Linked DNA regions of Homo sapiens: regions 2, 3 and 4 are each linked to region 1. The links are chromatin loops, found by intact Hi-C in ENCODE. Cell type or tissue: ascending aorta. All regions are shown on one strand. Region 1 has its middle 12 kb from the start of LINC02898. Region 2 holds the start of PKDCC (protein kinase domain containing, cytoplasmic). Region 3 overlaps LOC105374531 (a long non-coding RNA gene). Region 4 has its middle 23 kb from the start of LINC01913.

Region 1 (8,000 bases):
TGTGTAGTCAAAAAGTTTATGAAACACTGGATACTAGATCCTCATCTGGGGAGATTCACAGTGCACTTTGCATATTAGAGGGCCTGAGAAGTCCTGCAATAAAGAAATTTGTTTAACTCAGTGTGATCTAAACATGTTTCACAAAAGAATCATTTTTTGGTGACAGCGATGGGTATCCCTTGATAGCAGTGTTACATTGAGTGCCTTTGGGGAAAGCTGCCTTTAGAAATGTGTGTGTGTGTGTGTGTGTGTGTGTGTGTGTGTGTGTGTGTGTGTGTGTCCCTTACCTGCAGAGCTTCCTGAGGCTTGGTCTAGGGGGAGGAACACTTCTCTACCTTCTGCCTCCCTGTCTTCCAGTTCCCAAGTCTTAAGCTGGCCAACACACCTGCCCAGGTACAGGTGTTCTTCCTTTCTCTGCTGGCTCTTTTTTCTCTGTCCCAGCCCAGGATGTTGGAGGGAGGAAGAGGAAATGTCAGCTTCAACTTCAACCAACTGGCCCATTGCTCACCCACCTGTAGTTTGGCCCACAGTCTGATTTAATATCCACTGTTTCTTGTTTTTAAAGAATGAGACTGAAAAATTACTCTTTACTCTTCTTCCCAAACTGTTCTCCAAGTTTTCTTCTCCCAGGAAGCCTCACCTGTGAGCATGCACTGTTGGTTTAGGGCAGTGGTTGTCAAATTTTGGTCCCTGGATCAGCAGCGAAGCAACAGCATCACCTAGGAACTTGCTAGAATTGCAAATTCTCAGACTCCCACTGAATTAGACACTCTAGAGGTAGAGCCCAGCAATTTTTGTTTTAACAAGCCCTCCAGGTGATTCTGACGCAAACCATTAGCCTAGGGTGTTGGAAATCTCTTTCACTGAGCAGGTTCTATTTTACCTCATTCGTTTTCTGCATATGTTTTTATTTATACCACACCAAATTCCGAAAAGGATGAGGACAACCAATACTGAAATACTTAGGTGCTAGCACAATTAAAACAAGTGTACAAACACTCTTCCTCCCAATAACTGTCTGGCTCACTCCCTCACCTCCTCCAGGTCTCAGACAGGCCCTCCTTGATCATTTCCGAAATGTCAATCTCCTCTCACTGCCCTCCTACTCCCTATCCTCCTCTACTTTATCTTTCTCCTTAGCATTGATTATTATGTAATATCTATACAATTTATACGTTTTTATTTTTTCTCTCCTCCCTTGAATATAAGCTCCATGGGGCAGGGCTTTTCATCTATTTTGTTCCCTACTTCATCCCCAGCACTAGAATGCTTCCTGCTTCAATAAACATTTGTTCAGTAGACAACCCTTATCATAAGGAGGCAGGAGAGGTCTGCTGTGGTGATGAAACAGAATTTTACTCTGAGCTTGCTAGCAGTCAAAGAGTTACAAAGATCTCTTTATCAAATAACAGGAAATCAGAAAGTCCTTTTGGGAAAGACAGAATCAGCCCAGACCCCCATTTTGCCCTGTGTGCTCCCTGGGTGGGTAACAGCTATTTCTGATAATGTCCCTGGGAAGCTCTGTGCTCATCTCAGAGCAGCCTGGAAGCCTCAACCAGCTTCTATCTCCACCGATTCAATCCCAGGGAAGTTTTTCTTTTTTCTCCAGTGAGAAATGGGCAGACTCCTCCCAAAGATGTCCGTGCTGAACTTGTCTCCTGGCAGGACATGCAAAAGGGCACACAAATTACAGGAAAATGTCTGCTTGTTGAATCAGTTTTGTAGGTTAAATACGGTGGGACAGGAGGGAAGGGGCAGGAGAGCGTTCAACCATACTGAGTTCTTTTTTAAACTGCCTGGAAGGGTAGCCCCCACCTGGGGAGAATGTATCTAGCACTGATAAATTTATAAAGTATTTGACCTTTAATCAATCCTAATATTTTCAATCCGCAGAGCCTTCTTAAACGCCTACAGCCCTGCCCCTAGGCCCCTATTCATCACAATTACTGCTCCAACTGTCGGAGGCAGGGCATGAAATGGCGCACGCTGACGTCCAATATTTTATCACTAATAAAGAGAAACATCCCAAGTATTTGCACAGTTCTGATACTTTCCAGCCCCGAGCCCAGGAAAAGGGGGAGTGTGGTGATTTATGCTCACTGCCAGGCATTGTTAATTGGGCTCTGGGCTAGAGGCCCTGGAGCTGCTTTTCTTTGCTTCCCAACCATGAACCAGGATGTGCAGAGAGCAGTGGGTCAGGGGTGTAGGAGAGGCCTGCAGAGCACAGTGTAGGCCCTCACTTGGTATCTGGGAAGTGCTAGAAAACACTAGAAAGGGCAGTTTTTCAAAATCAAGGCTTGGCAAGTGCTTGCCTCCACTGGTGGCTTTGTAAACAGATCCAATGTTTATGAGCAATCTCCTTCCACTTGTTGCCACTGCTGGGCTGCAATCCTCCCCACCTTCCTTGTCGCGCCTTCCTGCCCCTCCCCCACCCCATCCCCAGTCAGGGTCTGGAGTCCAGCCCCATTTCCTTCTCAGTTCAAAGTCCCTCCCTCTCTGCCTCCCTGCTCCAAGCAGAGGGAAGCTCAGTTTCCAGTCACGGCATTCAGACAACCCACAGGCTGCATCTATATGGCACCCAAACATCTGGATGAAATGTAAACAAAACAAGCAGATGTTTCTCTTTCATTACAGCAGGTGCCTCTGCAGTGCCCTCAGCCTGGGGCTGAAAGGGAAGGGCTCCCTCTGGGGTCCAAGATCCCAGAGGGAGTTTGGGAGGGCTGCATACCCTTGACCTATCAAGGAGCTAGTCCCTTGGGTGTCATAGACAGAGATGAGCAAACAAAGCCAGATACTCCTAGGGAAAAGAGGCTGGTAAAACTGACAATGGAGGATGGTGTTTGTGAGGACAGAATGAAAGGTTCAGGAACTGGGGGCAAAAGAAGGAGATGCCAATGGAAATCAGTGGAGGAAGACATTGATTTCAAATCCCTCTCTAATTTCATTATGATGAAGAGTTTCCTGAGCCTCCACATTCCACACCACTGCCTTCTAGGAAAAAAAGCAAGACATGGCCTGCACAAACCTCCGTCTTAGTCCAGGGTCTCCTGTGCAAGAGGAGTTGGGATCCAGAAAGAGAGGATGTCCTGGGGCTTGGATGACCGGGGGTTTCAAAAACAGCACAAACCTCCCCTTTCTCAGGCCATCTTCCACCTAACAGGAGACAAATGGATGCATCACATTGAACTAATAAAGGTGGGTTGAGAGGTTCATGAAAGGGATAATTGAGGAAGGACAGCGGGACAACAGACCATGAAGAACAGAGTGATAACAGCCACAGAGAACCAGAGGCAAAAACAGATGAATTGGTTTCCATTTGCCTTCCCTTCACTCCTGCCAGACCCTCTATCCTGACTCTGTGTGGTCCACTAACATACTCCCCCAGTGCAGTCCCTGAACACTTACCCTGATCCTCTCCTCTGCTCCCCAAGCCCTGTGTGTGACACTCACACTCCCCCAGGTCTCTCCTCTACTCCTCAAACCCCAGGTGCACTGACACACTCTCCAATCCTGTCCCCCACTTCCCTAGCCCCTGGGTGTAACACTCAACACACTCCCAGTCCTGTCCCCCTCCCCCAGTCCTGTGTGACACTGAACACACTCCCCCAGTCTTCTCGCCCATTCCCTAGTCTCTGTGTGTGACACTGAATACACTCAATCATGACCCCTACCTCCCCAGCCTCTAGGTATAATGCTAAACACACTCCTAGTCCTGTTCCTTACTCCCCCAGCCTCTGGGCATTGTGTTAAACACAGTCCTCCAGTCCTCTCCCCCACTCCTCTAGCCCCGCGTGTAACACTGGGCACACTCTTCTGGCCGTCTGCCCTTTCTCAGTCTTGGGTGCAACACTAACACGCCCTCCAGTCCTATCCCCCATGCTCCCAACCCTTGGGTAAGGCACTGCTCCCACACTCAATGGGGAGCCAAGGAACAGTTACACTCCCTTGGCTCCTCCACTGTCTGTCACAACAAACACATTCCTCAGGGCCACCTTCCTTGGTGGCAGCTGTTTTACCCTACTATCTGCAGAAAGACTCTCAGGTCCCTACTGTGATCCTGTGTGCCAGCCCAGCACAACAAGTATTGTGGAGACAAGGGGAGAGAGAGAGAAATGGGAGACAGAGGAGAGAGAGTGGGGATGGCAGCACTGGTGAGGATTGCAGCTCCTCATCCATCCATTGATACTGGATTTTGTGTCAAAGGCAAACATTTTCCTTTGACCTCAGTGTTCCTGTCTGCAACGCTGAGCTGCAATCTGGCATCAAGCACCCTGGGAAAAGGGCTGATTGCCACAGAGAGTTGAGAATTCAAGAACTGGACTCTGGTTAGGACCGGGTCAGACACAACATGGAGAAAGAGGATTATATCTTGGTAGGGAGGTAGCATTTTTGTTTGGTTTTTCTTGCTTTTCTTATGAAACAGGAAGTGCCAAGCAATGCCCCCAGGTTTTGGGGTTTCCAAGTGAAGAATTTTACCCCTGATAACCACAGTAACCCCTGAAAGAAGTGGAGGCTTTCCTTTCATATTTCGGGGGGCTGGGAGGGGCAAGGAGTAGGAATCAGACACAAAGAAAACTGAAGTATGGGTGATCCAATTCCCCTTCCCCCAAGTAGCCTTGCTTTTTAGCTCCATGGGTTAGAAGTTTATGGGAATTCTGGATCCATGGTTTCCTATGGTCTCTTTTACAGATCTTGTTAATTTATTACCCTTGGTTACACTTTTAATGGAAATCATGAAGAAATGGCAAAGGAAACATGAGCTAATTTTTTTTCCAGTGACACATTTCACTGCTATTTAAATAGCTGTTTTGCCAAACCAAACACAGCGCTTACAGCCAGCGGTGACACATGAAGGAGATCACTGTGGCCGATCCTGCCTGCGGCATCCAGAACAGGCGAGACTTTCTCTCAGCTTCCCCAAGGGCCGGACGCCAAGGGGGGCGGGTAGGAGAGCTGGAGCCTGGGGCACAGCTGGAGCCCCAGAGCTGGGTGCGTGCAGCTTCCACCCACCCTGGGCACGGCTGCTTCTCTGTTGCCTCCTGTCCACTCCTTACCCCTGAGGAGCCCTGGGGTAACTGTTTTCTCCCAGCAGCCTGGGGGACCCCCCAGAGTGGGCCACAGCAAGAGCACCAGCAGGGCCTCCTGGCCCTCACTGCAGGATGATCTGCTCAGGCCTTTAGTGGGGAACATTACTGGGTTGCATAAAACCAGAGACAGACTTTGGGGAAGCCCTGGCCATCTCGGTTCCAGTTCTGTGGTGGCGGCAACAGTGGTACTGTGACCACGCTCACACAGGGTGCCTTTGTTAGGCAATCCCAGAGCCTGTGACTTCTCCTCCTCAGAAATGTTGGCCTCTGATGCACTCTTGCTCCCCAACTTGGGGACCGTGATGTCACCAAGCATTTATGAGCTTCTCAAGAAGCCAATTGAGACTTGCGGCATTTGGCGAGAGAAACTCCGGGGCCTGGGATGTTGGAGAAGAGGAAGAGGCCACAATCTGTGGCGATGGCTGGTGCAGGAGGAATGGAGGGGAAACTGTTCACAGCAGCCAAGTCAGAGCCTCCCCAGGGTTAAAAAATGCAGTGGGATTGAGGGAGGCAAAGCGCTTAGGGTCTGACATGAGGGCTGTGGAGACCTTGATTCATTTGTCCAATCTCGGCAGCCCTGTGACAGACAGCCCAGTGGCACCAACATTCTCCCCATGAGCTCTGCTAATGAACAGCAGGAAGGGGCAATCCAAGAAGCAGGCACGAAATGGGGAGAGAATGTTCTGGAGGGAGGAGCCCGAGCCAGCAGGAACTAGGATTTCAGCCCCACCCAGGCCCTGCTGGGTCCTGAACAAGTCTAGCTACTTCTCCAATTCCCCCTCCGTGGGATGCTCTGTGGCCCCCAAAGCCCTCTGCCAGTGTCAAGGTGGCAGAGCCGAGGGGCCATGACAGAATCTGGGCAGCAGGCCTGCTGGCACCCTGGGAGAAACCACTCTCCGTCCTCTGCTTTTCAGGGAGAAAACCCACATTAGCGAGACTGGGGAGAGAAGTTAACTGTCATCTTCCCTTTGCCAAAAATTATATTAAATTCACTGACCACATTTTTCCAAACCCAAGTGCAGAGGACATTAGATCAACGCACACTGGCTGGGCTCTGGTGCGCCGGGCACCCCACACATTTCATTTTGCATTATTAATATTTAAACCAAAGCAGCTGTTTGCACACACAGAGCCCAGAGCCTGCCCAAGACTCCTGTGGAGACTTCTTTCTGGGATCAGACGCACCAGCTAGGAAGCACGTTGTTGACCCTAAGGACTTTGAATTTCCCCAAGCAGACATTCATTGGTCAGCGATGGATGAGATTTCTGGGATATTTCCGAGCAAGGGGAACTGCTGGTTTATTGGCAAGTGCAGATTCTGATGATCTGGCTTCACTGAAATTCCTTGAGGAACTAAGTAGTAGGGCCCACCCGGAGCAGATTTTTGAGAGGGGTGAAAGTATCTCTTTAGGCACCAACCTCCCCTCTGAGCCCTATTCTGCCAAGCATTTTGCACCATAGAGCCTGGAGTCCTCCTCCTGGGCATTTGCAAGTTAAAGCCTCATCTCTAAGCCTGGCTGGGAGACTCTTGCCTGAGTCCTGCCCTGCAACCTGATGCACCACAGCCCCTTCCCAAGCTGCCTCAACTCTCACCTTCAGCCTTGTGCTCCAGCCACCACAGTCTGCTCTGTTTTCCAGACACACTAAATTCTGTCTTTCCACAGACGATCTGCTATTTCTGCTTGCCTTTGAAATCTCAGGACAAAATTCACCTCTTCTCTGCTACCCCCTCTTCCCTCTAGGACAAATTAATTACTCTTCTCTCCTTCCATCATACTTTGTCCCCCTTTATTTTGACATATATCTCAGTACATTGCAAATCTTTGTTTCTATACCTGCACTTTCAGCGCACACCACGCTTTAAATAGAGTATATTATGTAATTCTTTTTTTTTTTTTTTTTTTTTTGAGGTGGAGTCTCATTCTGTCACCCAGGCTGGAGTGCAATGTGCAATGGCGTGATCTCGGCTCACTGCAACCTCTGCTTCCCAGGTTCAAGCGATTCTCCTGCCTCAGCCTTCCGAGTAGCTGGGATTCCAGGTGTGTGCCACCATGCCCGGCTAATTTTTGTATTTTTAGTAGAGACGGGGTTTCACCATGTTGGTCAGGCTAGTCTCGAGTTCCTGACCCCATGATCCTCCCACCTCAGCCTCCCAAAGTGCTAGGATTACAAGTGTGAGCCACCATGCCTGGCATATTTATGTAATTCTTACAACAACCCTCTGACGTAGGTACTATAATTATCCCCATTTTACAGATGACAAATCTGAGACTTGGAGATTCTGAATAGCTTATCTAAGGTTACATAGTTAGAAAGTATCCGTTTTCCCCACCACCCCAAAACTATGAGCTCCTCAAAGAAGGGGTCATTGCCTTATGCATCCAGGGCCTACGTAACATATTGTCTCATTATAAGTGCTCAGTAAGTGTTTGTCAAAATAATTTTCTTTTTTTTTTTTTTGAGAGGGAGTTTCGCTCTCGTAGCCCAGGCTGTAGTGCAGTGGAGCAATCTTGGCTCACTGCAACCTCTGCATCCTGGGTTCAAGTGATTCTCCTCCCTCAGCCTCCCAAGTAGCTGGGATTACAGGCATGTGCCACCACCCCTAGCCAATTGTTGCATTTTTAGTAGAGACAGGGTTTCGCCATGTTGGTCAGGCTGGTTTTGAACTCCTGACCTCAGGTGATCCACCCACTGCAGCCTCCCAAAGTGCTGGGATTACAGGTGTGAGCCACCATGCCCAGCCTCAAAATAAAATTAAATAGAGTAAACGGAAGTATTTTCTCAGGTCGGGACCTGCTGAGATGCCCTCATGTCACCATTTTCTTTAGGCTACAGCCCCAACCCTGGCTCCTGGAGAAAGAGGAGTATAAATGCAGCAGTAAGCCAGACCGGGATTCAAATTCCCATTCCACC
Region 2 (8,000 bases), 83 kb after region 1:
GAGTAGGACAGTAATACTCCAAAAGAGGTGTCTGAGCCTTGGCCTGCAGAGAAAAAGATGGACAATAAAGAAGGCAGATGGGAGGCTAGAATAACCCTTCAGACAGTCTAGGATGATGTGACAGAAACATGCAGAAAGAAGGTATTTAAAAGACACCTTAAAGAAAATTTAGCATTTTGGAGTCTGGGCCATCTGCCCTCTTCCCAAGGATTAATATCCAAGTAAGTGTTTTGAGTGGGGTAGGAGCATGGCAGAAAGATAGAGGGAGCAAGAAAGCATAGAGCATTGGACGTACTGAGCCTTCCAGACCTTGCACAGACACTGTGGTCTGAGGGCTGCCAGAAGCCCTGGGGGAGACAGGGAGGACTGCCAGCTGATGGCTCCTGTATGAAGATGGCACTGAGGGCTCTGAGCTGGACACTGGCCTGCAGACTCTGGCCTGTGAGGCCCAGGCTATGGGCTCCACCTGGTCTTTGAGTGGGTGGGCAGACTGCAGATCAGGGGCCTGCAGCAGCATTTCATGTATTTCAATTCTTTGAAATGATTCCTCTCCCTGGGTGGCAGAAAGGAAAAAAAAAAAAAAAAGCAAACAAGCAAAATATAGTTAAGAACTCAAGAACTGCCAATTCAGAAACTCTAATCTGCTCAAAAAGTTCAATCCCTTTCTTTCAGAAGCCAAAAACCCATTTCCATCTCAGATTGTATATGTCTGTGTCTGAGAGCTGGTGAGGGAGACAGTGAGTATGCGAGGGAGGCCACTGAGATGCCTTTGTTCCTGTGTGTGAGCTACTGCTCTGAACTGCTCCGTGGACCTGTGTGTGTTGCACGCACATTTGTGCCTGTTTCTCAGGCCCCTGTGTGCCTTGAACTTTCAAACCATAACAGAAACACTGAAGCTTGGCAAAGATATCACAGGAATAATTATCTAATTTCAGAACATGTTATTATAATACCTACATGATGTGTAACAAACTTAACAATGTTCATGTTATATTCACCTACTCTGAGCTGTAGACTCACAACGCCAAGTTTTACCCTCAGAAGTTTCTCCAAAACACAAGGGCAGAGCAAGCCCCAAAGAAAGTTCTTCAGGGAATATTCCCCCACAACAGCTCCCTCACGGATTGAGACGTTTGGCTGGGTAGATGTCTATGGGGAAATTGCTGGAAGGAGGACAGAGCCTATCTTGGGATGGCAACTGTTCCTCCCAAAATCCTCATTCCTCCCCAGAAAAGAAGACATGGAACTGATAAGGAACTAGCAGCCATATTGGGGTGACACAGGCAGACAGGCTTTTCCTGATTCAGCTGTGGGCCGGGGGGGGCCTCCTAATCCACCCAGCTCCCCGTTTTCCCCAGGGGTCTGAATTGGACCAAGGCTGAGTGTGAGGGGAATGGTTTGCTGTTTGCTGCTGTTCCCTGTTGACTTTAGCCAGTAGCTCTGTTTACAAACCCAGGTTGGTTTTCCCAGCACAGTTAATTAGACCAAAGACATCTGGTGCAAGGCTGCGGAGAGGGCATCTGCTCAGAGCCTTCCCCCTACACCCTGCAGACTGCAGCCACGGCCCAGAGTGGGGCAGAACAGCTCTATCGGTACAGACCTGACTCCACCAGACCCAGTGTTCTCGGAGGAATCATGGCTTCCTTCACCCTGCCTTTCCATGCTTGCCAAGTCGGACTGGGCCCCAACTCCCCAAGCCATAGAGAACAAGGAGTCCGGGCTGGAAGGCCCACCTCAGTGGGATCATAGGCTGGAGATCAGGGACTCAGCTCTCTCCTCGGTCCTTCCATGTCCAAAGGAACAGGGCAGAAATTCCTGTCCCTTTCTCATCACAGACACTGCATTCTGTAGGAACGCCAGACCTCTTCAGGGAAAATCTCCCCTCCCTGGATACCCCCCCACCCACCCCCACCCCCAGAAAAAAGGCTGTGGACCCTTCTCCTCCCTGACCCCTCCCCAGCCAATCCCTGACACTGTGAGGAGGACAGAGATTAACCTGGCCCAGAGGGAGGCAGGAAGCTGCCCAGGAAGGTGAGAGGATCTAGGTGGGCAGTTTCAGAGTGGCGGGGAAGAGGAGAGCTGCGAGGGGGAGGGGCAGCGGCTTATCTCTCCCAGGAGGGGGGAGCTCACTCCAAACAGCTAGTGCACTGGCGTGTGAAAGCCCCTCAATTAGCACTAATGATGCAATCAGGGAGGGAGGAGGAGGGACCGAAGTTCTGGTGGCGTCAGCACCAACTTACACACAAGGTACACATTCCCTTCATCGGACACAATGGCCCCTTCAGACACGCCGAGGCACACACTCCACAGACAGCCGTCCGTGGGCACAAACGCACTCTTTGCCCAAGCTACTAGCATGCACATGGTTTCTTATACGCGGCTGACCCCGTCAGACCCCAGGCATCTTGAGGGGTAGGGAGCGACCCCCAGCTGCATTTGGGGCTTTAGAGGCAAGGAAAATCAGAAACACTTTGGTAAAAGGAGTTGAACAGGGCATCCTCGGCGAGCTCACGAGCATTCCTCTATGCCTAGAGCTCCTGTCCCACGCGCGCTCGCAGGTGCTGGCCCGGCTGTGCCCGCTTCCCCCTCACCATCGCCCCAATCCGGAATCCGGGGCTGAGCGAGGAGCCGCCACCCCCGGCCCCACCCGCGAGAGACGGGGTCCACGCGCCTTCCCTGCGCCCAAACCGCCCCGAGGCCCCCAGTCCCAGGAGGGAGCGCTGAGATCACTCGGATCTCCGCACCCCGGACTTAGCTGCTCGTCCCCTCCGGAGCCCGCTACCCGCCGGCCTCGCCCCTTTATCTTTCCCCCACTCCGCCCGGCCGGCTCCGTTATCCACCTCCCAATCCCGTTATCCGGCCGCCCCGGCCCCGTTATCCGCCCTCGCGTTGGGCGCGGAGCCCCCGCGCGCCTCCTGGCCGCCGCCGCCCCCTCCCCCGCTCCCAGACGGAGCTCGGGGGACCGCGGGCTGGGCGGGACCGCGGGCTGGGCAGGACCGGAGCCGCCTCCGCGCCGCTTCCCAGGCCCGGACGGCCGCGGGAGGAGGTCCCGCTGTCAGTCAGCGGGGAAGGCCGGGCCGGGCGGCCGGAGGGGGCGGCGCCGAGGACGGGCTCGGGCCGGGAGCTGGGAGGTGGAGGCGGAGGGGCGGGGGAGGGGGCGGGGGAGGGGGCGGGGGCGGGGGCGGGGGGCGGCTCTGGGCCTTATAAGCGGCGGGGGCAGGGCGGCAGGGAGGCAAGTGTCAGGCCGATGTGTCGCCCGCGAGGGGCCGGGGTCGGGGCCGCCGGGGCCATGCGCGCGGGCTGGGCAGGGGGCCGGCGGGGCGCAGAGCGGAGCCGCCTCGGAGCCTGAGCCGCCCGGGGCCGGGGCCGGGGAGCCGCGCGGGGCCGGCCGGCCGGGGGGAGGGGAGCGATGCGGCGCCGGCGGGCGGCAGTGGCCGCGGGTTTCTGCGCCTCCTTCCTGCTGGGCTCCGTCCTCAACGTGCTCTTCGCTCCGGGCTCGGAGCCTCCGAGGCCAGGCCAGTCCCCTGAGCCTTCGCCGGCCCCGGGTCCGGGCCGTCGCGGGGGCCGCGGGGAGCTGGCCCGGCAGATCCGGGCGCGCTACGAGGAGGTGCAGCGCTATTCCCGCGGGGGCCCCGGGCCCGGGGCGGGCCGGCCGGAGCGGCGGCGCCTGATGGACCTGGCTCCGGGCGGGCCCGGCCTGCCGCGCCCCCGGCCCCCTTGGGCCCGGCCCCTGTCCGACGGCGCCCCAGGCTGGCCCCCGGCTCCCGGCCCAGGCTCCCCCGGCCCGGGCCCGCGCCTGGGCTGCGCCGCGCTTCGCAACGTGTCCGGCGCGCAGTACATGGGCTCAGGCTACACCAAGGCCGTGTACCGGGTCCGCCTGCCCGGCGGTGCCGCGGTGGCGCTCAAGGCGGTGGACTTTAGCGGCCACGATCTGGGCAGCTGCGTGCGCGAGTTCGGGGTACGGAGGGGCTGCTATCGGCTGGCGGCCCACAAGCTGCTTAAGGAGATGGTGCTGCTGGAGCGGCTGCGGCACCCCAACGTGCTGCAGGTACGAGGGTGGGGACGCGGGGGTAACGGTGTTGGCTGGGAGTGCCCAAGACCTTGTCAACCTGGCTGGAAGAGAACCCCTTGATCTGGAGTGCCAGTGACTGCACCCAGGCTAAGCTAGACGCAGAAACCGGACCATGGCCCTTCCCACTGCACCACCCTGCTTCTCACTCCTGGGTGGGCGTCCCTTTACCGGAGAACTCCTGGGTTTCTCGGCTTCCACACATCTCTTAAAGACAGGCCAGGACAGAGGCTCCCAAAACTCAGGGGGTGGGGCAGTCCATTAGGATTTAGGACTCTACTCCGGGCTGGAGTTAGGAGGTTGAACACCAGGGATATTACCCCAAGCCAAAATGACCCTAAGCCAAGACACTTGAGTCAGAATTCCAACTGTGTGATAAAGTCCCCCTTCTTGATGGAACTTCTCCCAACTTCCAGTGATTTGTCTGGTTTTGAAAATGAGACGGGACAGCAGTGGGGCTGGGAAGAGCTGGAAAGAGACCATGTGTCAGGCTTGATTCCTATAGAGTCTCCCCACCCACCCACCTCCAGCGCCACCCAGAAGACACTGGAAGGGGGCTGGGGAGCAGGCTAGAAAAAGGGAACACAGTCCTTCCCAGAAGTGAACTAAGGGTTCCCCAGGCCTTAAAGTGGGTCCTTGAGCCCCTGGAGAAGCCTGAAGGTCTCAGCTCAGTGGACAGACTGGCGGCCTGAGGATCTAAATGTCACACTGTCTGAGTGTATATAGATAGCCAAGAGGCTGGAAGGTTGAGAAGGCCAAATGCTCAGGTTCCTACTCAACGGGACTCTGCCTCGCCTGTTCACTGGAGACACAGGCGAGAGCTGAAACCCCCACCTTGTCCCCTCCAAGCTAGACTTTGAGTGGGCCTCTCACAGTCCCAGCACCGCCCTAACACTCCACGTCCTCTCTCTCAGGTCTCCCCCCATCCTAAGATTAGACAGACTATTCCCTTTGCACATGTCTGAGCAAACAGAGGGGAATCCCTGACCGCTGTTGGCCCGGTGAACATGGGTGTGTGCAGCCTCCCCAACGGATGAAATCTTGCACACACCTTCCACCTACCAGCCCACTCAAACTAACCTTTCTGCACCCAGCAGAAATGACTGGAAACCCAGGAGTCCCTCTCTCCTTTCCTTAGGAGTGAGATGGCACCCCAGCCCTGGAGGGAGATGGGTGGGCGTCGTAGAGCAGGAGAGACTGGCCCAAAAGTTGTTTATACTCCTGTTGGCTCCCAGTCTCCCCCTCCCCCATCGTATTCCCCAACCCTGGTCAGACACTTGTGACCGGGCCCTGGGCCCCAAACTGGTCTCAGGAGCTCGGGCAGAACCAACACTTGCGTGTAGTGAAGCCTGGCTGCACAGCTCACACCGTGTCTGCAGCTTCAGGGAGTGAGCCCCTGGTTACGTGGCCATTCTAACTGGGAGGATCTTGTACTCTTTCCTTCCCAGGGACTTTTGGGAACTTTTTGGAAACTCTAGGGTGTCAGCCAGATCCTGAGGGAGTGGAGAGGTCTTGAGTGACTTAGCAGGACATAAAGTCTTAGTTACTTGACTCAAGACCCCTCTCCCTTCAGACGGGTTTGATGTTTGATGTGCTTTCCTATCTTTTAAGAAACTTGTCCCTCACTCTTCCCGCCAGCTCAAACTTCCTGACAAGCATTCAGCTAACGCCCCACATATATATCACGTGACGGTCCTCCTCTGAAATGTCAGGCCCCCAGCCCAATTCTGAAGGCACCAAAGAAAAAATTACAACAGAATAGTTTTCACCCTTCCCTCACCAAACCAAGACCAGGGTTGTCTGGGGTTAGCTGTGTGACTCTTTATTGTAGAGTCCCAGACGAGAGTTAGTGGCCCCAGGGCACAAGGGTTGCTAAGGGAGAGAGGGTCACAGGTCCTTTCTACCCAGGAAAAGTGAAAAGTGGGGGGCCCTTTAGTGTGAGTTTAGGGACTGCTTTGATGGTGGCTCTCCCCCATTCATCTTCTGACCATCAGGCCAGTGTCGCTCTGGCCTCCTAAACACGGCCATCTTTGCTGGCAGGGAAGCCTACAGTGGGGTCTTCCTGCCCAGGAGGCTTCAGGGCAGGTGTACAGGGAACTAGAAATAATGCTGCTTTAATACCTCTGAGTTATTTAAAATTTCAAAACCATTTGACTGTTTGCTGAACTGGGGAGGAGTTAGAGAACATTTCTAGAGTTCCTAGTGGTGCAGGCTCACCACCCTCCCTCTCTGAGCAGCCCAGAATTGGTGCTGTGGATTCTAATAGAAAATGCCCAGGCTAGCAGGCCCCATTCTGCACCTCCCAGGGCTTTCTCTGGTCATGGGGATTGCCTGGGCGAGATCTTTCTATCCATTTTCTTTGACCCCTCCCCATCCCGCCCCTGACACACGCATACACACTCCCTCACGTGACTTGACTCCTCTATAGCCCAGGGCCAAAGGGCACAAGGGTCTCCCCTCCCCTCAACCTCTCCCCACCTCCCCCTCCCCCAGTCATCCTGGGGCCCCCAGGCCTTGGATGGGCCCCCAGGCCTGCCTGGGCCCAGATTCTGGCCCTGCTAGAGTATATTTCTTCTCCCAACCAAACAAAAGATGTGACTGAAATGCTCAGCCTCACGCTTCCTGGGGGGGGTTAATGGTGTCTTTTTATTTTTTCCTGAGGGGTGTTGATTAATACCTCGTTAACAGCGCATTTAACGACCTCCGGGTGTTTAATAACCTTCAGAAGTTTCCCACAAAGGCTCAGACTCTGGGCAAGAAAATGAGAACCAGGCCCCAGGGCTGTTCCCCTTACCTTCCCCCCACCCCACCAGGGTCTGGGGCTTCCCTGGACTGATGGGGAGGGGGTGGAGAGAGAAGAGGGTGCCTGGAGCTGCCCTGGCCCCCCAAGTCACAGCCCAAGAGTGAGGCCTTCCCCCATGCCAGCAGGATGACGGGGAGCTGAGGGGGCACTCCTAGGGCGGGAAGAGGACATGTGAGGACCTGGAGTGGCTCTGGGGAGGGTGTGAATGATGGTATGAGGGTGACAGTGCACAGGGATATCCACCCCTCCACCGCATAGCTCTCCTCTCCCTGAGTCGGGCCTGGACAACTCAGCCTTCGTGTTTCTACCCCACAGGGTGCTGGTTGTTTTGAGCACCATACGAGCCCCTAGCTGCTGTGGAGTATGTTGGAAGAGCCAGGGGGATGCCTGTGGGTGCTGTTAAGGTGGTAGTGACACTCAGGCTTTGCTTCCCAGAAGTCCCTGGGCAGTGCGGAGCTTCTCCCCAGATGACATAGAGTGGGCAGTTCCCTGTGACCGTAACCCCAAAAGAACTGATCTTCCAGGAGGAATCATCACTCACTACCACCCCCACTGATACACATCACTCATATGCAAAACACACCTGGGGATGTGCCCTCAGGTACCTTGTTCTTATCAACACTTGTTACCAGTCTAAGGGAACTTGCTTTTCCTCCCTCAAGACCCACGCAGAGAAAATTGAAGCTGCCAGAAGGTAGAAATGATGAGGGATAGATACAGATTCAAGGAGGGGAGGAAGGATAATGTCCAACCGTATGCTCGCTTGTGTATTACCAAACAGCATTCTTAGAAAAAACAGATTGTGGCCGGGCGCAGTGGCTCACGCCTGTAATCCCAACATTTTGGGAGGCCAAGGTAGGCAGATCACTTGAGGTCGGCAGTTTGAGACCAGCCTGGCCAACATGGTGAAACCCTGTTTCTACTAAAAAGACAAAAATTAGCTGGGCATAGTGGCAAGCGCCTGTAATCCCAGCTACTCGGGAGGCTGAGGCAGGAGAATCGCCCGCACCCAGGAAGCAGAGTGAGCTGAGATCATGCCACTGCACTCCAGCCTGGGCAACAGAGCGAGGCTGTCTCAAAAAAAAAAAAAGAAAAGAAAAGAAAAATAAATAAAAATAGGTTGTGGAA
Region 3 (8,000 bases), 120 kb after region 1:
AGGCTGAGGTGGGGTACACTCCACACCCTGTTCCCCTCCTTGCTTTTTTTTTTTTTTTTTTTGAGACAATCTTGCTCTGTTGCCCAGACTGGAGTGCAATGGTATAATCTCGGCTCACTGCAACCTCCACCTCCCAGGTTCAAGCGATTCTCCCACATCAGCCTCCCAAGTAACTGGGACTACAGGCATGTGCCAACATACCCAGTTAATTTTTGTATTTTTAGTGGAGATGGGGTTTCACCATGTTGGTCAGACTGGTCTCAAACTCCTGACCTCAAATGATTCACCCACCTCGGCCTCCCAAAGAGCTGGGATTACAGGCGTGAGCCACTGCGCCAAGCCTCCCTCCTTGCCTTTTTCACCTAACAATATATCTTAGAGGTTGCTCATAGCATACATACAGATCAGCCTTATTCTTCCTATCAGCTTTAGGAACTGTAATCTATACATCAGGTCCCCTAGTGATGGACACTTAGCTTGTTTCTAGTCTTTTGCTATTACAAACATGCTACAATAAATATATCTGTTAGAAATATAGATATTTTTGTACGTCTGTTATAAAAATGTTAGAAATGAAATTTCTAGGTTAAAGCAAATTTGTATTTAAAATCTTGACCAGCCTGGGCAACATAGCGAGACATCCCAGGAGTTAGAGGATTCAGTGAGATATGATCATACCACAGGACTCCAGCCTGGGCAACAGAGCAAAACCCCGTCTCTTAGAATAAATAAAATAAAATCTTGATAAATATTGCCAAATTGCCCTACAAAATGGTGTTCCAGTTCACTTGTACCAACAATATGTGAGTCTTGGTTTCCTCAACAGTTTTATCAACCTTCCACCAAACATTTTGCTTTTTGCCAATGTGATTTTTATAAAGAATGGTGTTTTGGTGTAGTTTTAATCCTTTTCTTTCTTTCTTTGGGATTTTTGTTTTGTTTTGGATTTATGTTTGAGTCAGAGTTTCATTTTGTCACTGATGCTGGAGTTCAGCAGCGCAATCACTGCTCACTGCAGCTTCAGCTTCCTAAGTAGCTGGTACTACAGGCGTGCACCACCACACCCAGCTAATTTTTTTTATTTTTTGTAGAGACAAGATCTCCCTATGTTGCTCAAGCTAGTCTTGAACTACTGGCCTCAAGCAATCCTTGCCTCCCAAAGTGCTGGGATTACAGGCACGAGTCACCACACCTGTCCTGGATGTCTTGTAGAATAGATGAGTGTGAACAGGAAGTGCTTGAGAGAACAAACTGGTCCCTGGGCTCAAATCCCTACCCAACTGCTTATTAGTTGAGTGACTGTGGGCAATGCACTTAACTTCTCTATGGTTTTGGTTCCTTATCAGTAAAAAGATATCAGAAGAATAACATTTTTCATATAGTTATTGTGAAAATTAAATGTATAAACAAACATAAAGCTCTATATAAGTTATTATTTTTTTCATATGTTTAATGACCATTTGCATTTTTTCCTGTGAACTGTCTATTCATATCCTTTGACCATTTTTCCATTAGCTGTTATTTTTTCTTTCTGCAGTATAAAAGCTCTTTATGTATTTAGGAAATTAATCCTCTGTCATTTGTGTAGCAAATGTTTTCCCCAATCTGTCCTTGTCTTTTCACTTCATTTAAAGCACTTTGCCATGTAGAAATTTTTAATTCTTATGTAATTAAATATATCAAACTTTCCTTTTGTGACTTTTGAACTTTGTGCTTTAGAAACCTCACTTCTTGAGGTATGAATGAAGAGAAACCAGAACTACTTCCTGTTTTCACTCCCTGCCTTTCCTTCCCTGGCTTTCTCCCCATCCTGTGGATGAGTCAAGGTTACCTCCCAATCCCACCTCAGTGGTTTTTCCACACTGGATCTCTCCCCACCTCCATCTCAGGCCCCTCAAGAGTAGCACCAATGAGGCCACTTCCCTGCTCAAGAATGTTCAATAACTCCCCATCACCTACTGGACTAAGAACAAGCTTCTCATTAGAGGCATCTTCCTAGATGACACCAACTTACTTTGCAGGCTGGTGATTCCCCTAAATGTCCCCTGTCTTCCAGTCCAACTCTACTTTTCAATGTTCACTTCATCTTTCCCACCTCCCTGACCTTCATCACACTATTTCATCTACCTGCAAAGGCTCCTGCCCATGTCTGCCCATTAAAATTCTCATCGTTGAAGACTCATCCCAAATAGCCCTTTTCCATGAAGCATCCACTGGTCCCCACCAATCAGATATGAGCTCTTCTTTCCTTGCATCTTCAAAAAAACCTTGTTTGTTCTTTTCCCAAGACATGCATCTCAATCTGCCTTAAATAATAGGCTATGGTGTGTCCCCCCTGCTTACAAGAACTCCATGAAAAATGTGAGCTGTGTTTCAGTTACCTCTGCATCTGTCACAGCACCATATCCTTTTGGTGAAGTATAGTAGACACAGGCCATCAGATCAAATGGGAGAGGGGAATATGAGGGAGTTACTGTTCTTTTACTAAACCATCACATCCAGACAGCTGGGCTGGAGGCTGCAGGAGATGCCTACTGAGCCAGTTTCTTCTGCTATGTCAGACAGTGGATATTGGTTACCCTTCTTTCAGTTGCAAGTGAAAGAATACCCAATCCTTAAATAAAAGAAGATTTGGGCGGATTCTGGGGCTCCAATGTTGTCACCTGGAGCTGGTCTCTCTCCAGCCTTTGGCTTCACTTCCTGTGTATTGGTATTGGTTTTGTTGTCAGACATGCTCTCCCATGCAGGCAGATGGCAGCAACAGCTCTAGCAGTCATTCATCCTTCCACATCATCCCCAATTCCAGTCCAGCGAGAAAGAGCATTTCCCTCTCTCCCAGCAGCTCCAGCAAAGGTTTTTCCGCCTTTTGCAAGCTTTTATTGGGTTAGATATCCAACCTTTACTAAGATCACAGGAATGTACTGTTCTGATTGGTCAGGCCTGAGCCCAGATCCAAGAGTTGAGTAGACTCTGTAAGCACATGGGTGCAGTGTGCAACCCGGAATAATTCTACAAAAGGAAATTGATGTAATGTTAGCAAAAGAAGGAAGAACAGATGCTTGTTAACCAAAAACACCAAATATCTACCGCACAAAATGGAGAACATTGCTGCTCTCCTGAAAGACGGAGATGGGCCTGAAGCACCAACTCTGAGCTATTTTGCTCCTTCCTGCTGCTCTCCTCTGCCCTGGAGGCAATGCTTCTAGCTTCCAAACACAACATGGTCCCCCAAGGTTTGTGGCTCAGCCACAGGACCAGTGTGAACAGATCCTAACCAAACCCCAGACCAGGCGATGGCTGGTGTGGTCCAGCTGACTCCAAGTTGTTAGAACCATGAGTCCCAGCCTGAGTCCCAAGAGTTGCAGGATTGTTTATCTTTGTTGGGGAAAAACTGTAGCCAGAGCCATAAATCACTGCCCAGCTGGATGGCCTCGCTGAAATGTTTGTTTAAACAATGAAATCTCCTGACGGACTGAAAATATAGGATGGATCACCCTGTCCTTCTCAGGCCCAGTCTTGCAGGCTGGAGCCCAGGGCATAGAGAGTGACTCAGAATTGGCTCCCCTCCCCCACTCTCCACCCCTCCCACCCCCAATATCAGCCCCAAAGAATGAAGCCACGGCATAGCTAATCCGAAACAGCAGATAATGCGAAAGCCATGTCTATCAATCTTTGAAATGCAGTCTCTGGAATGGTTCGCATTGGACGTGCCTTCCTGATGGAAGTAGCATTGCTTGGCTAATATGAACAAGAGGATGTGGAAGGGGCAGCCTCTGAAAGAACACTGCATGGAGCACCGTGGGGAGATCTGGCTCTGCCCTGACCACTGTTGGGTGTGGGCAAGTGACTTCCACTCTCTGGGCCTTGGTTTCCTCCCTTGTTAGATGAAGGAGTTAGACTTGGTCTTTGTGCTTCCTTTCAGCCCTTGCCTGCTAAGTGAGGTGGCTGTGCTTTTATATGCCCCAAAGAAAGACCAGATAAACAGGAGCAGGCAGGGGAAGAAGATGGGGAAGAAGAATAAGGAGGAGGGTTGTTGAATTAGATGAATTCCCACTTAGGGAGGCCAAGGCAGGCAGATCGCTTGAGGTTAGGAGTTTGAGACTAGCCTGGCCAACATGGTGAAACCTCGTCTCTACTAAAAATACAAAAATGAGCCAGGCATGGTGGCAGGCACCTGTAATCCCAGCTACTCGATAGGCTGAGGCTCGAGAATTCTCTTGAACCCAGGAAACAGAGGTTGCAGTGAGCTGAGATTGCATCACTGCACTGCAGCCTGTGTGACAGAGTGAGACTCTGTCTAAAAAAACAAACAAACAAAAAAAGAATTAGATGATGCCCTTGCAGTCTCTTCCTGCCCTAGGATGTCTTCTTCTGAGTTCTCTGGCCCTTCAGAGAAGGAGAGAGGGGAAGCTGCTTACTAAAGGCCCCATTGGCAGGCCCATAATCAGGAGCCTGGTACACTCCAAGGAGGTCACAAAGAGTGTTCCACTGATTCTGGGATGGGGGTGACATGGACCAAGTCAGACCTCAGGACGGGCCACTGCCCAGGCAGGACCTAGCTTCTGGGAGCCTATCTAGGCTGATGGAGATCAATGAGGGGAAGGGAGGATCCAGAGGTACACAATCTTCTTCTCAGGAATTTCCTACAGGAAAAAGGGCAGCAGAGACCTGACCCTTTCCAGTGTGGGGGCTGTGACCTTGGCTGTGCCATAGGAGCCATGACAGGCCTGAGATAGAGTATGTGAGCTGGGGTATTGACAGGTCCTGTCATTGGTTTGCCAAGTATTTTCAAGAACATATGACCTGTCACGTACAGTGGGAGGCACAGGGAATGCAAAGGTGAATAAGACCAGGGTTCTGTGAGAGTTTGCAGTGGGATATTCCAATGGGGCGAGCCATGGGATTTGCAACAGGGATTGCAGAGGAGATTGGGAAAGGATCGTAAAGGCATTTGTTAAAAGTTCCAGGAATGAGGTGTGAAGGACGGCATGTGGTCTTTAATTAAGACCTGCAGTGGAGGCTATGATGGGATTGCCTGTTGGGGATATAATGGGATGTTTTGGGGTTGGTCCAGCAGCCGTAAAATGGGAATATAATGGGAGTGTGTTGGTAGATATAACAAAGTATGTGTGGGGTGGGGGTCGATAGGATAATCCATTGACAGAGCAGCCTTTCCTGACAGCTCAGATGAGATCAGATTCTTCCTGTTGATATGGTCTCATAGTATCATATTTATCATCTATTACACTTCCCACAATTGAAATGAGTCCATTGTTTTGTACTTATTTGCTTAATGTCTATCTCCTTTACTAGGCTGTAAAAGCTGTCGGGGCTGTTGCCATGGAGGGAGGCATGGGTGTTGCTCACTACTGTACCCCATTCTCCTCCCCGCCCCAACACACAGCCCAGGACTGGGCACATAGGAAGCTCTCAATCAATAATCACTCATGGAAAGAATGGATGGAGACAGGATCTAGAACTAGCTTAGCTCCATGATCATCAAGGTGGTCAAGCCCCCTCCCCAAATCCAGACCCAAATCCTGCAGGGTTGCTCAATGTCCTCAGAATAAGTAACGGTTTTGTTATTGAATCTGGAGACTTTGGTTTCATTTGAAGGGAGGTGTTGCCATCTGGTGCCAAATTGGAGAAATACACTGAGAGAAAGTTCCTTCTGCTCCAGTTCTAGCAGCCTCCACTGACTACCCGCCCGGTGACCGTCAGCCAGCCTTCAGCCCCAGCTGCACAGAAATCAGTCCCATCTTCTCCCACTGCCTCGGGAAGTCAGGCAGCAAGAGTTCAGAAAACAGAGACCATGCAGGCCCTGTGCTGGACTACCCCTTCATCAGTCCCTCCAGTCAGCTCTCAGGTCATCATGGGCGCACCCTCACTCCTTCCTAACTTTGAACCCAAATGCTCATCCTGAAAAGCAGCAGCCCAGTGTGGGAGCAGGAGCCACAAATGAAGCTTTGATTCCACAATTAACATATGAGAAATTTCTCATCATCCGAGATTTTATTTTGGTCAATCCAGTTGACCCGCTCTGGATGGTGGGCACTGATGGAGATTTTGGAGACAAAAGACTTGTTTCTATATCATATCCTGTCATTGGCAGATGAGTATATTCCCCAGAAGTTAACTTTTTCCTCCTCTTTCTCTCCTCTGTCCTTGCCTTGAAAGCAAACACCGCTTGGCTCACACGACAATGGGGCCCAGACTTTTTTCAAGTCCAACATTGAAATCAAGCTTACAAAACAGAGAAAATGGAGATTTAATCTGCAATATAAAAGGATGAATTGCTTTACAATGTGAGTCACTACAGTTTCACTGATTCAACAAATATTTGTTATGCTCCTACTGTGTGCCAGGCATCTTTCTAGCCACAAGGAAATCAGCAGTGAATAAAACTCCAGCTCAAAGGGGTCTACATTCCAATGGAGCATCTCTCACCATGGAGCTCCTTATCCTGTGTCCTCTCCTGAAAGCAGGAGCAGCATCAGCACCCTCCTCACTACCTCACCTAGCAATATGCATATGACATCTTAACAAGAGGACTGAACATTGAAAGGACGGCTTCACAGGAACACAGCTGCTCTATAAATGGAGTGTATATTTAAATTGTCTTTATATTTTATGGAACATGTTTTATTTGCATTATGTCACTTGGGTGGGGGACAGTGGCAGTGCCCCAAGGCCATCTCATAGAAGCATGCCAGCTGAGTACAAACACTGCATTCACTAAGCAAACCCAGATGCATGGCAGCTGCCTTGTTACTCCCCAGTCAGACCCCTAACACATTTTTTTAACTTATTGTCAAAAGAAAAACTTTTGACAAATTAAATTTAACAGAACTTATTTTAGCAAAGAACAATTCATTAATCAGGCAGCACTCAGAACCAGAAGAGGTTCAGAGAGCTCCCTTTGTAATGTGGGCAGTGAGTACTTTAGAACAGGGAAGTAACTTAAAAAAATAGCTTGATTAATTACAGCTAGGCATTTGCTTTATTTGGACGTGGTCTGGTCAGCTGTCAACCTATGATAGGCTGAAGTTCAGCTGCTTGTGACTCGCTGAAACCCAGCTATCTGTTAGAAAAAGTATAGTAGTTAGATTTTAGTACCTACTAAGTTAGGTCACAGATCATTACATAGAAACTCAATGTACAAAGACAGGGTCCAGGGCCAGGCACAGTGGCTCATGCCTGTAATCCCAGCACTTTGGAAGGCCAATGTGGGCGGATCGCTTGAGGTCAGGAGTTAGAGACCAGCCTGGCCAACATAGCAAAACCCTGTCTCTACTAACAATACAAAAATTAGCCAAGCATGGTGGCACGCACCTGTAATTCCATAAAACAAAAATTAGCTGGGCATGGTGGTGTGCACCTGTAGTCTTGGCTACTTGGGAGGCTGAAGCGCGAGAATCGTTTGAACTCGGGAGACGGAGTTTGCAGTGAGCTGAGATCACGCCACTGCATACTACAGCCTGGGTGATGGAGTGAGACTCCGTCTCAAAAAAAAAAAGAAGAAAAAAAAAAGACAGGCTCTAGGCCAAACTTAATTTAACACTATCAAATTAGAAAATATATTTTTGCCTATGATACTAGTCACAACCAGAGATATTAGGAGAGATGAGCACTCCTTATGTATTGCTGCTAGCACTGAAAATTGTTAGAACTACTAAAAATCAATCTGACAATATATTTAAAAACCTTGAAAAATATTTATACATACGGATTTAGTAGTTCTGAAGACATCTATACTACAAAATAATCTTAAAGATTTATGCACAAAGATTTTCATTTTAGCATAATTTACAATAGCAAACAAATTGAATCCACAAACATTCAACAGAGAATTATGTTATATTGGTATGATGTAAAAGTAGGCAGTCATTAATAATGATGTCACAGGCCGGGTGCGGTGGCTCATGCCTTGTAATCCAAGCGCTTTGGGAAGCCGAGGCAGGTGGATCACCTGAGGTCAGGAGTTCAAGACCAGCCTGGCC
Region 4 (8,000 bases), 66 kb before region 1:
CCTAGCAAATGCTTAGTAAATATTAGTTATCTTTGCTGTTATTATCAATAATACTTGTAAAAGATCCACTAGAGAGCCTAGCATATGGTAGGCATTCAAAAAATGATAGCTGTTAATCTCATTGTTTAAGTCCTGGAAAAGCTACAGGAATTCAGAGAAGAGCCAGATAACAAGGTAGCAGAGACAGAAAACAGGCTGCCCAAGTAACTGCGCAGATCTGCAGATCTGTCTAATCCTAGAGCTTGGGTATGACTGGCCTTGATTAAGTGGAAACGCCTCCCTACAGAACTCCCATCTTCATCTGCCTCGATTAGGAGATGACAAGAGCTTCCTGAGCTTGGAAGCCCCTGGGAAGAGGAATTTCAAGAAGGAAAATCAGAAACACCCTGTCTGTGCTACGACTGCCCAGGATCCTCTGCTGTGGCAACATATATCACTGGCCACCCCACTGTGCCGTGTTCATCTAGTTGTCCTATATAGGTCTGTGGTTTCACAGGCTTCATCTGAGCCTGCAAGTTCTCAGAAAGTGGGTGAATGTGGTCAGAGTATGTTTCAGCCTCCCAGCCTCAAACCCACTCCAGGTTGAGATGTCAACAAAAACAGCAAGCAGGTGGGTAGAAAGCAACCATCAGATTTATAAAAGAGCTGTCAGATAACCACACACAGGCACTCACACTTGTGAGCATTTGAGAGCTGTGGTGCTGGTGCCCTCTTTTACCTTATTTTTCCTGCTGCTACCCTCCCAGGATCCTCACAACTAGATCCACCGATGCTCACAGCTCCTGAGTCAATGCTAACCAAGCTGGAGAGTATGTAAAGTTTGAGCAGATACAACGGCTTGGAATAATGTCACCAGCTCAGTTACAACTACTTGGCTCCTGTGTTCCTCCTGATTTTCCTTCAAGCCAGATGATCAATGAGGTGACAGGTATTTCCCCCAGACCACTCTCATTTCCCTTTTCCAATCATACATGGATCTGGTGCCCTCAGGGATGACCTCTAAGAACCCACATTCCTGCACCACGTTGCCTCTGAGCCTGAGCTCTCCTCTCCCCTCTCCTGGGCCCATTGTGATACAATCAGGCTCTTCTGTCCCTAATTTTGCCTAGGACCCAGTTCTTCTCTGTATAAGTCAGACATTGCTGTGATAATACTATGTAATAAACCATCCCATAATCTTAGTGGCTTACAAAAACAAACATTTATTTTCCTCACTCACAATCTGTGGGTTGGGTAGAAGGGCTGTGATTCAGGTGGTGAGTTGGGTACAGATCAGTTCCATATCTCTCTCCTGGAACCAGCAGCTACCTGGGATAGGCTCTTCTCATTACATATGGAAGCAGCACACAAAGGGGCTAGTGGAAGCCTCCCATGACTCTTAAGGCCTCAATTCAGAACTGTCTCGTTGTCACGTCCATCCATATTTCCATTAGCCAAAGCAAGGTAACTGGCCAAGCCCACAGCTGACAGCATGGGAATATAGGCTCTACCTCCTCTAGTAGGGTGCATGTAAAGCCATATGGCAAAGGGCATGGGTATATAATTCTATTGCAGGGAGGGAGTGGAGAATTGGAAATAATCATTCAGTCTCCAACATTTCTTAATCTAGAACTCAGTTACAAGCTCACCTGAGGGAATATACATCTTTTACTTGCCTGCTGGGCCTTCTACCCCTGATCCCAGCCCACTGGCCTAGGATGTGACTCTGAGTGAAGAAGTGTCTCACATGGAGACCCCGCCCACTTGGCTGCCAGTCCTTGGCTGTCACCAGCATCATTTACTCTGATCCACCCACCTGACTGTTCCTCTGGAATTCTTGAAGAAGCCTACCAGCCTAATTGGCTCCTCAGCCCTTATCTATACTGGCCTCAGGAGGGGCTAGAACCAAGAACTCAAAAACTGGAAAAACATTGGGGAACCAAGCAGTTTCTCCCACTCTCTCACTCTGCACTTCTGCTTCCTTCTCGCTGTGGGCATCAGCTTTCTCTGCTCCTCAATGGATGGTGGAATAGGGCCTGCTCTAGGCCTGGAGCCACTTTTGGCACCATCACCAGGATAAAGAGAATTCCAGTGTCCCATTTCCAGAGTCCCAGAGAAAGACCCCGGTCAACCATGGCTGGTATCATGACATAGAAACATGGTTGCCTACCCCTCTAGATGGAGGAGAAGAGAGGTGTGAGCTGCCAGACAGTAAGAAAAGCATGGAAACCAGAGGTTTCAGGCTGTAGTCTTCTGAGCTGACTCTGGCCAGAGATGTGTTTTGTTTGGCCCAAGGGATTTTTTTAATGTTTTCAATTACTTGACAAAAGTTAGAAATTGAGAGTTCACATATGAATCCAAATACTTTTTTCTTAAAAAAACTGAAAGGTCTCAATTGGAAAGGAGTGTGAGGGGCCTTATGGGTCCTGATGCTGTTCTGTTCCTCAATCTATGATCTATTCATGGAAAATTTATCAAGCCATATACTTAAAATAGATCCACTTTTCTATTTGTATATTACACCTTCTTTAAGTTTTAAGAATTTAGAAGGTCTATAATGAAATCACATTCCAGCAAGGAATAAGTCCTCTGGAGCTGAGTAGTTTTCCATACCACCATACCCCTCACTACTCCCCATTCTCTTCCTATCACTGAGGCCGAGGGTCAGTAGTCACTCATCATCGTCCTAGACTATGATTTTCTTATAACAGAGTTGGGAAGAAAGTAACTTTTATATGGACATTCATACATACATATCCATAACTCAAGCAAAAGGACAGACACAAAAGAGCATCAACGAGAGCTATGTGTTTGCATGTTTGCAAAAAAAAAAAAAAAAAAAAAAACGGAAAATAGCTTTTTATTTTTGGAGAAGTTAAAATCATTCTTCCAAGTTTGACATGCAAATGAAATGTGTCAGTATCAAAAGAATTCAAACAAAAAAGCTGTGAGGCTGGTAGGGAAACTTAACGATCTAAAAGAAAGTACTGATGTTTTAACATGTTTTATTTTTCAAAGCAAATAAAACAAATGACACAACTGTGAAATGAAGTTATGGAGAAGGAGAAAATATTGCTCATGCATTGAAACCTTTTATTAATGGTGAGTTTACAAAAGAGAATCTACTGAGGATAGAGAAATTCATACCTTGAACAAAAACAAGTATTTGCAAATGGAAGACTAAACAGAAACGCTGGTTGCTCAACAAGATGACGACATGGCTGAGAACTTACAGGACAGGTTGTGTGAAAAAGTTAAATCATTTGTGGCATTTCCTAGTGAAGCTTATGAGAGCCCAGTTAAAATAATACCACCCAGTCAGCTATATTTATTTATGGTTCCAAAGAGACTTCAATGTGATTGGAGAACTTTTGGTCATGGTGTCCATCACAGGCACAATTTCAGGAAATTACTTAGCTTTGTGTGTTGAGAAGCCTTGAAAAACTTAAAGCAGACAGGTCAAAATTAGTAAGCCTGGCTACAAAACAGAGCTCCTGAAATGATCAGCATTAACACTGACCTTGTTATGAATCTTAAATCTAAGGTGGCCAATTTTGCACAATTAGGGAAACTAAATAATTCACCAGGAATTGCCTTGTGCTAAAAAGTTAAAATAGAACACATATCATGGGCCTAGTGAATGGGACTTACTCCCATGGCTAAAAGCATAAAGAGTTCAGTGCTTTGCCTGATAAAGTGGATATGCAGTAGTCATAACACTCGTCTGTTCTAATAAATAAAGGGTAGTTAGTGTGTAATGTCGGGGTCTTTCATGGGTGGGAGGGGAGGAACAGCTGAAAAGTTATTAACTTGTTCATATCATCCAACAAAAATACCCCAGCTCACCAGCAAAGATTGGATCAAAGTATATGCCTTTTCAGTAAATATCACAAGCCATTTAACCCTTTTGGGTATCTCTTTAAGAATTATCACAAATATGCAAATGGCTATTCAGTTTTCTCATTCTTAGTGAAATTATATCTTAGGGAAACTCATTTGGCAAAGAATCATCTGGCTTATTTTCCTATGCTGAAATCAGTTTTCCAAAATGAAAGAGGTCTCTTCAACTGCTCTCTAAAAATTCTGGAGCTGAAGACAGGATGAGATTCCAAAAAAGTTGCTAGTTTTATGAAAATGATCTTTCTCAATATTGTGCCACAAATGCAATTTTTTGAACTCACCTTTCTCAGTATTGTAATATAAATGGAATTTTTTGAACCACAATTCATTCCCTAAAACTAAATTTTGCAACATTGGAATGCCAGAATTCTACAAATATCTCAGGAGTGGTTACCCTAAATATAAAAACCATCATACAAATATTCTATCAATGCTCAGCCATGAACAGCTGTTTTCCATTATGAAACTAAATAAAACGATTGCTCTCAGTTAAAAGATTCAAGGTTGAATTCTATACAGCACATCACAACATGAAATGCAAGACTCAACATTGACATGTTGGGGTAAAAGAAAAAGTGTCACATTTCTGGTTGTAAAGCAAAGAAGTAATGAGGTATGAAAGAAAAAAATTAATAATTACATATTTCTTTTTTTAATGTTACATTTTTCAATTTCAAACTTAATATATAATCCCCAATATCACACGTTTATATTATATTATGTACTTATGCCCTAGTCAAGTAAAAATGAAAGTTTGATTACATTTCTGGCTGTTGATTTTTCTTAAACCCAGTCCACTTTACTCATTTTTGTTGCCATTCTGAATTCTGTAAGAATCTGAGTTTACAACCTCTGGTGTACACTCTACATGTATGTTATTTTCTAGGAAAAAAATTCTCATTGAAAAATAACACATGCTCAGTTGCTCAATGATGAAAACAGAAAATCTAGAATAGAAAGAGAAGACTGTCTTACCATATGAGAGTGTTTATCCAAAAAATTCATTTATAGAATATATAATTTTTTTTTGAGACAGTCTTACTCTTATCACCCAGGCTGAAGTGCAGTGGTGCAATCTCAGCTCACTGCAACCTCTGCCTCCAGGGTTCAAGCGATTCTCCTGCCTCAACTTCCTGAGTAGCTGAGATTACAGGCGCACGCCAACACACCCAGCTAATTTTTTTGTATTTTTAGTAGAGACAAGGTTTCACCATGTTGGCCAGGCCAGTCTGGAACTCCTGACCTCAGATGATCCGCCCACTTCGGCCTCCCAAAGTGTTGGTATTACAGGAATGAGCCACCACGCCTGGCCTAGAATATGTAAATGTTTAATTAAACATGGGATAATACTATACAGAAAGTTTCATAGATTTCTAGTTTTAAGTGTTCTAGGAGTAGAAATGTTAGTGGTAACATGTTATTCTGTAATGCACTTGTAATATAACTATCTTAGCTTGTTTGCTATTATTGCCTATGTATGTTATTTCCCATTTTTAAATGGTTAGTCTTGATACCTAGCCTGGCTCCATCTTTTTCTTTCCTGTAGCCATGTTATTACTCATAAAGTCTTGTGCCCAGTAGCTGAGTTTCTTTCCATTACACCTTCCAGTAAAGGCTGCCATTGGTTCAAATTGGAGTTTGGTAATCCTCTGAGGCAACTGAAAATGGTTCAAACATGTGGGCCCTTCTTGAGCCCAACCTCCTCTAGCACTTCCATTTTTCTGGACCCTTAGTCCTTGTTGCTCAGAGAGTGACAGGTTTATTCTGTTTGATGAGAGGGGTCTCTGACTGGTTCATTCGCCTATATGGACCTCCTTGAAGGGAAAACAGAGCTATTCCAGAAAGATAAAATCTAATCTAAGTCAGGAATTCTTAAATATGGTTAGAGAGAGCACCTCATTGAGGTTTAGACGAACAGCCAACTGCAGCCCAACCAGCCCAGATATCACTGTATTTTCCTTGAGCTTGTATCTCCTGACTACCCCCATCGCCAACCCCCTGCTCAGCATTATTTGTGCTCATCACATATGTCTAGAAATCCTCCTGGTCCTAAAAGAAATAGAGGTATAGATAGGGGGCCTCCAATCTGATGAGGGAAGAAATCCCATTTGGGGAGGCAGTCCCATTTGTGTAATTAGGAAGTCATTTACATCCATGGGGATCCCTAGTTTGACAGGGAGGTAGACCCCACCATTTGGGAGCCTCTGGTTTGATGAAAGAAACCCAGTTTGCTGCTGTGATCAAAGGCTCTCAGAGAACTTGCTGATGGCTTCAAGTGGGCAGGTCAGCATGTGGAAATAAGCAAGAATTTGCAAAGGGAGACGGAAAACCTTCAGACTAACTGCTTAGGCTGGGGCTCCAGGACTGCAGAATGAAGAGATGAAGAAAAATGTATCTTATCGCAGCTGAACAAAGGATGTCATGAGCTTACCAGGGCAAAACTCTGTAGAATTATCTTTTCTAAAAAATGATAGACCAGGCATGGTGGCTCACATCTGTAATCCCAGCACTTTGGGAGGCTGAGGCAGATGGATCTCTTGAGCCCAGGAGTTCAAGAGCAGCTTGGGCAACATGACAAAACCCCATCTCCACCAAAAAAAAATACAAAATTTAGCTGGGCATGGTGACGTGCGCCTGCACTCCCAGCTACTCAAGAGGCTGAGGTGGGAAGACCGCTTGAGCCCGAGAGGTGGAGGTTGCTGTAAGCCAAGATTGTGCCACGGCACTCCAGCCTGGGCAACAGAGTGAGACCTTGTCTTGAAAAAAAATTAAACAGATTAAATAATTTAAAAATGATAAAGATCCAAATTAAACAGCATAACAGTACATTTTTAAGTGAAAGAAAAGTCAAGACTGTCCCATGGCAAAAGAGCAGATGCATTCACTTTCTTTTCCTCTTGAGACTTTACCAAAATGCATTTTTAAAAGGTATAAATCCTTAATAGGGAAGAAAATGGAAGGAGTCCTTCAGCAGAAGAAAAGTTTCAACCCATTTCTAGAAATCTTAACGCCAATAAAAGAGAATTCGCTGACAAAGCAAAGTAGCTGGCAGGATAGAAATCCTGATCTCCTAGAAGCTTCCTAGAAGGAGCTGTAGCTGCCCCACCTGGCCCTACCCTGGAGAGGGTCTGACTCAAAGACAATAGACAAGGTGGGTGATGAAAGTAAGAATAAGTGGGAGATTAATTCAAAATATGTATACAGCATGGTAAGGGCACTCTAACCATATCCACGACCTCAGCTGTCAGAATGGTTTGCAACCAGGCTCTGAATCCTAAGGCCAGAGAAGGGAGCCGCAAAGAGAGAAAAGGACAGAGGGGAGGGGAAGAAGGGAAGAAGTCTCCTCCAAGGAAATTTCAGCGTCTTGGAGAACAGGGACAACAAGGGTTATTGGTGGTACACCAGAGTAAAGAAAGCCCCAATATCCTGGATTTCAGAAGCCCACAGCAAGATGGCCAGCCCCTCAGCCCCAGCCCCCATCTTCCTCTCACCAAAGCCTTCCAGTGACCACCCATAAACACAGAGCTCCCAAATGTATTTCCCAGTCCCTCATTCTCAACAACCCAGGACCCCAGACACTGAGGAAAGCCTGCAACATAAAAGAGATCTAGAGAGCTAGCTCCTCATCCATCAGAGCCAAAATCAGCAGATAATGCCTGAACTGGATAAAAGAAGGAAGAATGGTATACACACATTATTTAGATATGTTTTAGAACTAAAAACAGAAACAGATAAAAGCAGATGTCTCTTAGTAGCAGAACAGGAGGTGGAGGGGTGGGATTGGAAGGGAAGGTGACTGTTGCTTTGCATTATAAGCTCTTCAGTAGTATTTGGTTAGATTTTTTTAACTTTTAAAATATTTTTAAGGAAAGGTCACACTGTAAAACTATTGCCAAAAAAGGAATCATGAAAATAACTCATTGCTATGTAATCTTAACTTTTTGTTCCTGAATTTTTTCAAGCAACCAATGCAAACAGAGATTCTCTAGCAGTTTCTTCATGCATGTCCACATCAGGCAGTAAGTGCCTTATGTTTTAGGGAATTGTTATAGAGAAGGAACCAGATTAAATTACCCCTAAAGTTTTCCTTTTTGTTTGCCAATTAGATCAAGGAGAAAGAT

Evidence for each region. Hi-C counts contacts between places; a loop is a spot of excess contacts. Peaks named below come from ENCODE experiments on the same cell type or tissue, not always from the same donor. Only the 100,000 strongest peaks of a DNase experiment are listed, where the experiment ranks them.
Region 2: a loop joins it to region 1, with 6 times the contacts of the local background. A loop is called at or near these places in 28 of 110 quality-filtered maps.
Region 3: a loop joins it to region 1, with 7 times the contacts of the local background. A loop is called at or near these places in 6 of 110 quality-filtered maps.
Region 4: it touches region 1 in a loop (4-fold over the local background); 4 of 110 quality-filtered maps call a loop at or near these places.

Annotation. Positions count from the first base shown.
Region 1 is chr2:41,961,787-41,969,786 of GRCh38, forward strand. No RefSeq gene overlaps it. Among named protein-coding and RNA genes, the nearest start is that of LINC02898, 12 kb to the left of the region's middle. RefSeq lists enhancers at 1,097-6,874, 5,136-5,195, 5,306-5,355 and a silencer at 6,203-6,497. In ascending aorta, no CTCF peak of the experiment used is centred here; DNase peaks (open chromatin) are centred at 2,085, 4,275, 4,905, 5,305 and 2 weaker places; H3K4me3 peaks cover 1,460 bases; H3K27ac peaks cover 6,226 bases.
Region 2 is chr2:42,044,791-42,052,790 of GRCh38, forward strand. It overlaps PKDCC (protein kinase domain containing, cytoplasmic), which reads left to right and starts at 3,231. Exons shown (of 7, transcript NM_138370.3): 1 at 3,231-4,048. The coding sequence starts at 3,410. RefSeq lists enhancers at 1,608-2,111, 2,112-2,616, 2,240-2,359, 3,860-4,119, 4,833-5,334 and silencers at 2,530-2,819, 2,930-3,179, 3,330-3,509, 3,520-3,619, 3,750-3,819. In ascending aorta, no CTCF peak of the experiment used is centred here; DNase peaks (open chromatin) are centred at 2,173, 3,081, 3,972, 4,311 and 4 weaker places; H3K4me3 peaks cover 6,584 bases; H3K27ac peaks cover 6,934 bases.
Region 3 is chr2:42,081,012-42,089,011 of GRCh38, forward strand. LOC105374531 (a long non-coding RNA gene) reads right to left here. Exons shown (of 2, transcript XR_940001.1): 2 at 2,463-3,009. Among named protein-coding and RNA genes, the nearest start is that of PKDCC, 37 kb to the left of the region's middle. RefSeq lists an enhancer at 5,539-5,598. In ascending aorta, a CTCF peak has its summit at 5,627 (motif pointing left); DNase peaks (open chromatin) are centred at 3,406 and 5,678; H3K27ac peaks cover 830 bases.
Region 4 is chr2:41,896,187-41,904,186 of GRCh38, forward strand. No RefSeq gene overlaps it. Among named protein-coding and RNA genes, the nearest start is that of LINC01913, 23 kb to the left of the region's middle. RefSeq lists an enhancer at 358-407 and a silencer at 538-587. In ascending aorta, no CTCF peak of the experiment used is centred here; a DNase peak (open chromatin) is centred at 3,195; H3K27ac peaks cover 4,171 bases.